Regions from separate parts of the Homo sapiens genome. Here region 2 is linked to region 1. The links are chromatin contacts, found by Hi-C or POLR2A ChIA-PET in ENCODE. All regions are on one chromosome and are shown on one strand. Each heading gives the region's core, a stretch centred on a gene start or an enhancer-like site at or near the end of the contact. The rest is flanking DNA. Distances are from core to core; before and after follow the strand shown. Region 1 overlaps LOC124902913 (a long non-coding RNA gene). Region 2 has its middle 21 kb from the start of LINC02422.

The links. Hi-C counts contacts between places; a loop is a spot of excess contacts on that map. ChIA-PET counts read pairs that join two places held with the same protein, here RNA polymerase II (POLR2A). Pooled maps may share reads with other maps.
Region 2: POLR2A ChIA-PET joins it to region 1 with 11 read pairs in activated CD4-positive, alpha-beta T cell. The contact joins two enhancer-like sites. A Hi-C loop is called at or near these places in 2 of 50 pooled maps. POLR2A ChIA-PET finds 5 or more read pairs at or near these places in 3 of 52 experiments (GM12878, activated B cell and activated CD4-positive, alpha-beta T cell).

What each region holds. Positions count from the first base shown.
Region 1 is chr12:31,628,160-31,633,323 of GRCh38, forward strand. The region is part of intron 1 of LOC124902913 (a long non-coding RNA gene); the gene reads right to left. Among named protein-coding and RNA genes, the nearest start is that of ETFBKMT, 29 kb to the right of the region's middle. Within about 2 kb of position 2,057, at least 7 of the 41 ENCODE cell types and tissues checked have a DNase peak (open chromatin) inside an H3K27ac peak, as active enhancers do.
Region 2 is chr12:31,905,229-31,910,571 of GRCh38, forward strand. No RefSeq gene overlaps it. Among named protein-coding and RNA genes, the nearest start is that of LINC02422, 21 kb to the left of the region's middle. RefSeq lists an enhancer at 1,743-1,892. Within about 2 kb of position 1,468, at least 3 of the 41 ENCODE cell types and tissues checked have a DNase peak (open chromatin) inside an H3K27ac peak, as active enhancers do.

The DNA of each region.
Region 1 (5,164 bases), core at 807-3,306:
TCAAGTGATTCTCCTGCCTCAGCCTCCCTAGTAGCTGGGATTATAGACACGCACCACCATGCCCGGCTAATTTTGTATTTTTAGTAGAGACGGGGTTTTACCACGTTGGCCAGGCTGGTCTTGAACTCCTGACCTCAGGTGATCCAGCCGCCTCGGCCTCCCAAAGTGCTAGGATTACAGGTATGAGCCACCGCGCCTGGCCCATTTTACATTTTATTTCTCATTGATCACTTGCAGGTCAGAGAGTCACACAAGCTACAGTCCCAAGCACCTATGTTCTAAACGGTGCAGCTTGGCAAGGGAGTCACAAATAAACATGCCCCTTTCCCCAGTTTCCTCTTCCAAATAGTCCTGACCCTCTATGTAAGGACCCAGAAGTGCCTCAAGTCGTGTTAAAGCCTACATTTCACTCTTTTATCTGAAATACAATTTGAGAAATAGGAAATGCATGATTTGTAACCTGACAAAGTTGAATTTTACCTGAGCCTTGTGGGCCTGGTGAACAGTGAAGGTTAAGAAATCCCCCACCCAGATCACAAGGTCGGGAGATCAAGACCATCCTGGCTAACACAGTGAAAACCCGTCTCTACTAACAATACAAAAAAAAATTAGCCGGGCGTGGTGGCGGGAACCTGTAGTCCCAGCTACTCGGGAGGCTGAGGCAGGAGAATGGCGTGAACCCGGGAGGCGGAGCTTGCAGCGAGCCGAGATCGCGCCACTGCACTCCAGCCTGGGTGACAGAGCGAGACTCCATCTCAAAAAAAAAAAAAAGAAAAATCCCCTACCCGGGCTGGGCATGGTGGCTCACGCCTGTAATCCCAGCACTTTGGGAGGCCGAGGTGAGAGGATCACCTGAGGTCAGGAGTTCGAGACCAGCCATGACCAACATGGTGAAACCCTGTCTCTACTAAAAATACAAAAAAAATTAGCCGTTGTGGTGGCAGGCACCTGTAGTCCCAGCTACTCAGGATACTGAGACAGAAGAATCGTTGGAACCCAGAAGGCGGAGGTTGCAGTGAGCCGAGATCAGGCCACTGCACTCTAGCCTGGCAACAGAGCAAGACTCAGTCTCAAAAAAAAAAAAAAAAAAAGAAAAAGAAAGAAAGAAAGAAAGAAAGAAAGAAAGAAAGAAAGAAAGAAAATCCCCCACCCTTCATGTTCTGCAAAAGGGCTTACTGCAAAGACCACCCCCCAACCCTTCCACATGTCACTTCAGTAAGACTCACAGATGCTCTTCTTCTTTACCTATGTTAAGACCAGACACAGACCCTCAAAATTTCCTTTCTTTGCCTCACAGATGATTAGCTGAACTGCTTGTCCTCACTGAAGAACTAGAGCAAAATACATGTTACCCAAACTTTGGTTAGGCTTCTCTCCTTCCTCAGAGCCTCAGAACTTTGTTTACCCTTGGCCTGAGCCCCTTCAGAGAACAGGGTGGCTTCAGGGCCAAACATTCCAATTTGCTCGATTTGTTACTCTTTCATCTGCTTCCCACATCTGGTTCATCCTAGCCTTGTTTCCTCCTACCATAGAGAAACCCTTTGCAACCTTTGAGATGTTTACAGACCTTCCAGTCCCAGCATTCCCCTCCCTCCATTGCAGGAGTACCCCCGCAATGCCCTGGCAATAATTCCTTCGAATGAAGGTCTCTCTTTTACCACATCCAGAATTTTTTTTATTTGACAAACCAGAAATGGAAGACAACCCATCAGCTCGTCTTCTGAGCTCCTTCTAGCGCCAGGAATTCCATAGAAACCGCATATTGTTTGATTCCTCAGCCCCCGGATGGGTTGCCAGAGTGCAGTGGGACTTGCCAAGAGAATGTGACCTCTGACAAACAATGATATGGGTAGAGAGCCTAAGTTAAATGCTTATCATGTGCTAGGTACTATTTTATGTGTTTTATGTTTGTTATCACATTTAATTTTCCCAATTTCCATAAGAGGAAAGTATTATTTTTAGCCCTGTCTTATAAGACAGGAAACAGAGGCTCTCAGTTAAATTAGTCAAGGTCACACAGCCAGTGAGTGACAGAGCTGGGACGCAAATGCAGGTCAGTCTGAGGCCATGGTTGGGCTTGTAATCACCATGCTATGGGCTTTCCTAAGAGGCGGCTTCTTGGAAATGCTCCTTTCGGTGTCTGGTATCTCTGGATAGAAGCGTGTGAAAAAGAAACTGTCAGCTGGGAATTAGCCAAGCACAACAGCCAGAGTATGGTGTCCACCTGCCGAACACTGAGGGAAACCAAAATATTTCTCCCCAAAATATTGAGGATTGTTAGTTGAAGACACTAAACCGCAGGGGACCGCTGTGCCTCAGCCTCTGTGTGCCTGATGGCGGGGCATAAATCCTTCCTTATTGGAGACAGCACTTGCTTTTTGGCCCAGAGAAGGCACCAGCAGGCACCAGCGGAAACTGGGAACAGATTTTACTCTCTTCCCACATGTATTAGTCAGGATTCTCTTAGAGGGACAGAACTAATAGGAAAGAGATAGATAGATAGATAGATAGATAGATAGATAGATAGATAGATAGATAGATAGATGCATACATACATACATACATACGTAGATAGATACATAGATACATGGATAGATAGAGATAAAGGGAAGTTTATTAAGTATTAAGTTACACAGTCACAAACTCCCACAATAGGCTGTCTGCAAGCTGAGGAGCAAGGAGAGCCAGTCCAAGTCCCAAAAATGAAGAACTTGGAGTCTGATGTTCAAAGGCAGGAAGCATCCAGCACGGAAGAAAGATGTAGGCTGGGAGGCCAGGCCTGTCACACCTCTTCATGGTTTCTGCCTGCTTTATATTCATTGGCAGCTGATTAGATTGTGCCCACTAGATTAAGGGTGGATCTGCCTTCCCCAGCCCAGACTCAAATGTTAATCTCTTTTGGCAACACCTACACGGACACACCCAGGATCAATACTTTGTATCCTTCAATCCAAGCAAGTTGACACTCAGTATTAACCATCACACCATATTTTTCCGCCTTTGAAAAGACTGGAACTGCTCTCTCTTTCATCTTGTCACTATGTAGGATTTATGGCTCTTTGTTAAACTATGATTTAAGCAAAGCCCCTAAGCCACTGCCTTGAGAGAGAAATACTTTTGAACTGAGGCCTCTCCCGTGTGATGGGTACTGCATGCATTAATAAATTTCTGCTTTTTTTTTTTTTTTGTTAATCTAACTTTTGTTTTCAGGAGAGTATCTCAACTAAAAACCTAAAAAAGAAAAGGAAAAAATATGTTTTCTCCCCCACAATGTGCACCTGCCAAACAGACCATTTCACAGCAAAGCAATGCGTAACACAATGGAGTGAAACAAAGAAGAGACCAGTGTGTAATCATGCCCATGCCCTCAGCACAGACAGAAACAAGTGCACGTACTGTGTAAACTACAGAAGCGACCAAACACCTCCCTTTCCTGGCTACTATAAGCAGCTGAGGCTTCTTTATCAATGAGGTTTTGAGTGGGGCTTGGTTCCTGCCACTTTCTAAATAAAAATCATTAAGATACTCAATCACCAAATTGCCCACACTATCTGACTGCACCCAGTCCAGAGCAGGCCTCGCTCGGCTCAGCCCTTCCCCAAGTCATCTAACATAAACTCAAATCCTACTATAAGCCCCTCCTAATGGCCTCTTACCTAGACCACACTTCCCTAGGGTGTGTAAACCCAAATCATAAAGCTGACTCTCGCTGCAGATGAACTAAGGGACTGGTGAGCTTCAACACAAGCTTGGCCCCATCTGCGCACCTGAACGCAATGCTTTCCCATGCGTCTCCCCGTGGATACATCCCGTAATGGAGGGTGCTCTGACTTCAGCTGGTTCGGGAAAGGCCACTCCTGGGATTGCTTCCTCTTTTCTGCCCAGCATTTCTTCTTCTTCTTTTTTTTTTTTTTTTTGAGACGGAGCCTCACTCTGTCGCCCACACTGGAGTGCAGTGGCGCCATCTCAGCTCACTGCAACCTCTGCCTCCCGGGTTCAAGATTCTCCTACCTCAGCCTCCCGAGTAGCTGGGACTACAGGCATGTGCCACCACGCCCGGCTAGTTTTTTGTATTTAGTAGACATGGGGTTTCACCATGTTGGTCAGGCTGGTCTCAAACTCCTGACCTCAGGTGATCCACCTGCCTCGGCCTCCCAAACTGCTGAGATTATAGGTGTGAGCCACCACACCCAGCCTTCTTTCTTCTTTACTCTCCCAACTCCTCCACTGCAACTCCCATTCTACAGAGAAGGCATTATCTCCTTTGGGCTAATGTTTTACCATACTGAAAAGACCTCTCTAAGTTAGTCCTCTTCACCTCAGTTTCCCAGCTGGGAAAGCTCAAGCCCAGGCATTGTAGGTCCCTGTGGCTTTACGTACACCTGAAAGTGGCAGGGACGGGTCAGCAGAGACCCTGATCCTACCATTAGGTTCTGAATGGGAAAAGGAACTACAGAAGCATCTCCACCAAAGCTCTTCTTGCCAAAGTTTACTTCTGTATTGTTTAGGCCTTGGAGGTAAAGGATAAAATTGTCCAGACAGCTAATTATTTTCTTCAGGTGGCTGAGGTAGGAGGATAGCTTGAGTCCAGGAAGTCGAGGCTGCCATGAGCTATGATTGCACCACTGCCCTCCAGCCTGGGAGACAAAGCAAGACTCTTTCTCTAAAAAAAGAGGTAAAAAAAAAAAAAGGAACGAGATTGTGTCCTTTGCAGGGACATGGATGGAGTTGGAAGCTGTTATCCTCAGCAAACTAACACAGGAACAGAAAACCAAACACCGTATATTCTCGATTATAAGCGAGAGCTGTACGATGAGAACACATGGACACATGGGGGAAACAACACACTGGGGCCTGTCGGGGGATGGGAGGAGGGAGCGCATCAGGGAGAATAGCTAATGGATGCTGGGCTTCATACCTAGGTGATGGGATGATCTGTGCAGGAAAGCAACATGGCACACATTTACCTATGTAACAAACCTGCACATCCTGCACATGTACCCCAGAACTTTAAAGTCGAAAAAAAAGAGGCCGGGCGTGGCTGTTCAGACCTGTAATCCTAGCACTTTGGGAGGCCAAGGAGGGCAGATCACTTGAGGTCAGGAGTTTGAGACCAGCCTGGCCAGCATGGTGAAACCCCATCTCTATTAAAAACACGAAAATT
Region 2 (5,343 bases), core at 218-2,717, 280 kb after region 1:
ACAATGCAGCTTATAGGGTAACAACCAAAAAAAATCAACCCAAAAAACAAAAGGCAAAAAAAGCATCTCAAACCTGAATAGAGTATTTAACTTCCAAACTAGCAAGGAAGAATATAATTAATACCAAAAAAGAGTCAAAAAAAAAAAATAGGAAGGCCAGGCATGGTGGCTCATGCCTGTAATCCAAGCACTTTGGGAAGCCAAGGCTGGCAGATCACTTGAGGATAGGCGTTTGAGACCAGCCTGGCCAACATGGCAAAATCCCGTCTCTACTAAAAATATAAAAATTAGCTGGGGATGGTGGTACACGCCTGTAATCCCAGCTACTCAGGAGACTGAGGCAAAAGGATCACTTGAGCCCGGAAGGCGGAGGTTGCAGTGAGCCGAGATCACACCATTGCCCTCCAGCCTAGGTGACAGAGCGAGACTCTCTCTCAAAAGAAAAAGAATAGGAAGTGAAAGATAGTATAAACTAGGGCAATAGATTTTTTGAGACTAATTTCATTAAAGGTAAATAAACTAAATGCCTTAGTAGTTGTCTCAGTCAGTTTAGGCTGCTGTAACAAATATATCATAGGCTGAGTACTTAAATAACAGAAATTTATTTCTCACAGTTACAGAGACTGGCTGTTTGGGGTTTGTTTTTCTGTTTCTTTTTCAGAAACAGGGGTCTCACTGTTACCCAGGCTGGAGTGCAGCGGCATGATCATAGCTTACGGCAGCCTTGAACTCCTGGGCTCAAATGATCCTCCCACGTCAGCCTCCTGAGTAGCTAGGACTACAGGCAAACACCACTGCAACCAGCTAATTTTAAAACCTTTTTTGTTACTGTTTTTTTTTTGAGACCCAGGCTGGAGTGCAGCGGCAAGATCTTGGCTCACTGTGACCTCTGCCTCCCAGGTTCAAGCAATTCTCCTGCCTCAGCCTCCCAAGTAGATGGAATTACAGGTGCATGCCATCACGCTCGGCTAATTTTTGTATTTTTAGTAGAGACGGGGTTTCACCACATTGACCAGGCTGGTCTCGAACTCCTGACCTCGTGATCCACCCGCCTCAGCCTCCCAAAGTGCTGGGATTACAGGTGTGAGCCACCGTGCCTGGCCTCATTTCCCCACTTCTACATACCATCTGCCATTTCATTTGGGAATATGCTGACGAATACCTGACACGACCCATCGCCGACTTCTCTAATCACTTCCTACAGCCAGGAGACTGGGTTCTGGTAAAAGATCCCAGTCCTCTCCTCAATCCTCCCCTCACACTTAAATGGAATGGGTCTTACCAGATCATCTTTACTACACCCACTTAAGCAGGAAAAAAAAAGTTTCTTGTACTAGGCTAACTCACTTTGAGGCTCAGCGATAGGCAGGGCTCTGGCAGGGCTTTGATAGCCCTGTCTGCAGAGCCAGGGCCCTCAAGGGATGAGCCCCAGAGCCTCTCCCTCCCATCTTGGAGCAGGGGTGAGAAAAACAAGTTTTTCTCCTCTTTCAGCTTCCCCTTCCCCCCTTACCATTCTCATAATTATTTTGCAAAGTTTTGTAAGTTCCTGTTTTTCCTTCTGTATAAGGTCACAAGATATGTTTAAGTTGCACAATCTGTCACTGTTTCACAAACTGCCTTTGTTCTGCTTCTGTAAGCCTGCTTGCCCGCCCTACAGGTTTTGCACCATCAAACTGGTGAGCCCCTTTTTGGATGCATGTATAGCCAACCCCCTTTTGGATGCATGTATAAAAGTCAAGCCCTGTCTTTGTTCGGGGCTCAGCCTTTGGATGTTAATCCTCTGGGCTGGTACACACCTAATAAATCCTCCTGTCCCACCCATTGGTCTCTTCTGTCCCTTGATTCCTGCAACACCACAGGAGCAAAACCCCAGGGACTCCCCAGCTGGTTTCATTATACATCTCTCAAGACAACAGACTTCACTACATACCAAAACAACCAAATCAAAACCCCCTTCAGCCTTCTCTTGTGTCTCCACAGGACCCACTTCCCTTCGCCTCACCAAATCCTGGAGGAAAAGGAAGAGAAATTTACATAAGCTGCTATGTCTCTTTCTCTCTCAAACTTTCATTGCTTCCCAACCAATCTTGTTACAGACCTTTATTGGTACCATTATGAAACTCCCATTATCCATCCTGATCAGCTCCTTACTATTCTATGGGACTTACGGCTTCAAGGAATTTTCCAGGACTTTACTCCTACTCAAATAACCTTTTTCTCCTTTTGCTTGTTTCTTTCAATATAAATTCTGTAATCACATCAACCTTACCAATACAACCACTCCTCACTGCTCTCAAACTGGAATGCTCTATAAACCTTACACAATCCCTCATGCTGCAAGCTAACTCTTCCTTTGCTCCAGAATCCTGGATGTGCTTATCACTGTCTTCCTCAGCCTATACAGCCCTTCCTACACCCTTTCATGACCTTTTAACAGGAAACATAACCATAATCTATAAACTCCAAAAAGGAGCTTCCTTTTTTGAAAGAGCTGACGCCCTGGTAGGTGATTATGCCCCTTCCAGGGCCAATCAAGCCAACAAATCATTTCAAACCTATTACAACTCCCTACAATGCCTCAAGCCCCAAGGCCCTCCCATTGAAGGGCCCATAACTAAACACACCGCCCTTTTACAACAAGCCTCACTTTGCTTTTCAGCCTGTGAGGGAAATTTCCCTGTAGGGTCCTTAACACCTAACCAATGCACTATCATTGTTAAACACCCCTCTGACCATCACACTAACCGAGTTGACTATCACATATCACCTGATGCAAATGGGGCATTTCCACAACTGGCTCGTTTTACAGCCTCTCCCTCAACCGATGCCTCTGACCTAATTTGTGCTGTCCCTAGTGCCCGCTTTATTCATGGCTCAATATCAATGGTGCAACATCTGATTGTATTAAATGTATAAAGAATAACTCTTCCTATATCTCTACTATAGTGGATGTCTCTCTGGCCTCCTCCTTGTCCATCTGGAGTAATGAACCACAGGAAAGAAAAGACACTTCAGCCTTAATTCACTTGCTTTCTTTCCATATCTCTGCCTATATTTACAACAAGGCTTATTTTTTATTTTATTTTATTTTTTTTTTTGAGACAAAGTCTCACTCTGTTGCCCAGGCTGGAGTGCAGTGGCACAATTTTGGCTCACTGCAACCTCCACCTCCTGGGTTCAAGTGATTCTCCTGCCTCAGCCTCCCGAATAGCTGGGACTACAAGCGTGTGCCACCAAGCCCGGCTATTTTTTTTTTTTTTTTGTATTTTTAGTAGAGACGGGGTTTCACCGTGTTGGCCAGGACGGTCTTGATCTCTTGACTTCATGATCTGCCTGCCTCAGCCTCCCAACGTACTGGGATTACAGGTGTGAGCCACCGCACCCAGCCAAGTCTTATTATTTTTATATGGAACCAGTACATATCTTTGTCTCCCCACCAACTGTACCAGAACATGTACTCTAGTTTATCTTTCTCCCTGCATTGGACTAATTCCTCCTAGTCAACCTTTGCCCATTCCATCTGCCCAATATGTTAGGAAGAGGAGGGCTTTCCATGTCATTCCCTTGATGGCCACCTTGGGTATAACCGCCGGACTTAGATTGGGAGCAGGCAGATTGGCCACCTCCTTAACATACTTTAAAGCTCTTTCAACAGAACTACAGCGTTCTTTAGAAGATACAGCCCAAAGTCTTATAAGAGTCCAAGACCAACTAGACTGCTTGGCTGGAGTAATCCTCCAAAATAGAGGGGGACTAGATCTTATAATGGCTGAAAAAGGAGATCTTAAATGGCCTCTGCCTCTCGTTGGATGAGGAATGTTGCCTATACCTCAACCAATCAAGCCTAGTAAGAGATGCTGCTGAAAAACTTACAGAAAGGGCTAAAAGACTAAGGGAATACCAAAACAACCAAATAGATTGTTGGTTTTGGAACAAAATCACAACATGGGTCATCCCATTCCTGGGCCCTCTCCTAATGATGTGCCTAGGACTAATGTTTTTACCCTGCCTAATTAACCTTTTTCAAAGATTTTTAACTGACAGGATCATGGCCATTTCACAGACAACTACCCAAAAACATCTACAGACAGCATTAGTCCTACAGTCAATCTGAGATCAAAGAACTCTCCGCACTCCTCCCCTTAGCAGGAAGTAGCCAGAAAGAACACACCGCCCCTTGTCCTTCTATAACTATAGGATCTGGATTGACAGAGCAAGAGCATCACCATCTTGGACAAACACTGCCATTTTAAGTTGCCCTTGATTAAAAAACGCCTAATCCAGCCCCAGAAACATCACCCTAATGGCCAATGTCAGCATGACCATTAAATGACACCTCCAACCGGAAATGTTCCAACCCCAAGATAAATCCCCCTCCGACCAGAAACATGCCAACCCCACAATAAAACTCTCCTCCACCCAGAAATATTCCAAATCTGCGATAAGCTCTCCCTCCCTAAACCCTTAAATATTCTTAGTCTATAAGAGAGAAGGCCCCGACCTAAACCAGCCAGAATCCCCTCTCAGGTTTATTCTCCAAAATACACTTGTCTGTGATTATTGAGCCCCTTTTTGTGTTTCTTTCTTCTTCCTTAAACCCTTACAGTTGTATTGATTATAGAGGCAATAGTGGATCATAGAACTATGCCTTGTGTTAGTTACAGAGACTAGAGTAGCTTGTCCTGGCAAGACTGTTGCTGACTAGCTGCGTTTCAGACATTGAGCTGTCTCTGATTAGTTGGTTTTTGAAGACATTTTCACCAAAGCAAGCTGCCATTGATTTCAGTGGGTTAAGCCAGTTCTGCTACTTACTTGTTACTATGGCTGTAGAACTTTTCCTAATAACATAAAGACTTTTTAATATTCAGCTCTCTATCTTAAGGATATTAACCATTTGTCATCTTGTTTAAATTTTTGTTCTCTATTTGTCTTTTAATTTGAGGATTCTTTAAATGTAAAAATCTATAGTTTGTAAAATCTCCTTACCATCTTTTTTTTTTTTTTTTTGGGTCATTTTCACTCTTGTTGCCCAGGCTGCAGTGCAATGGCACAATTTTGGCTCACCGCAACTTCCACCTCCTGGGTTCAAGCAATTCTCTTACCTTAGCCTCCCGAGTAGCTGGGATTACAGGTATACCCCAATATGCCCAGCTAATGTTTTGTATCTTTAGTAAAGACAGAGTTTCTTCATGTTGGTCAGGCTAGTCTCAAACTCCTGACCTCAGGTGATGCACCTGCCTTGGCCTCCCAAAGTGCTGGGATTACAGGTGTGAGCCACCACGCCCGGCCACCATCTTTATACTTTCTATTTTTTTGGTTTAAAATCTTTCATTATTCATAGCA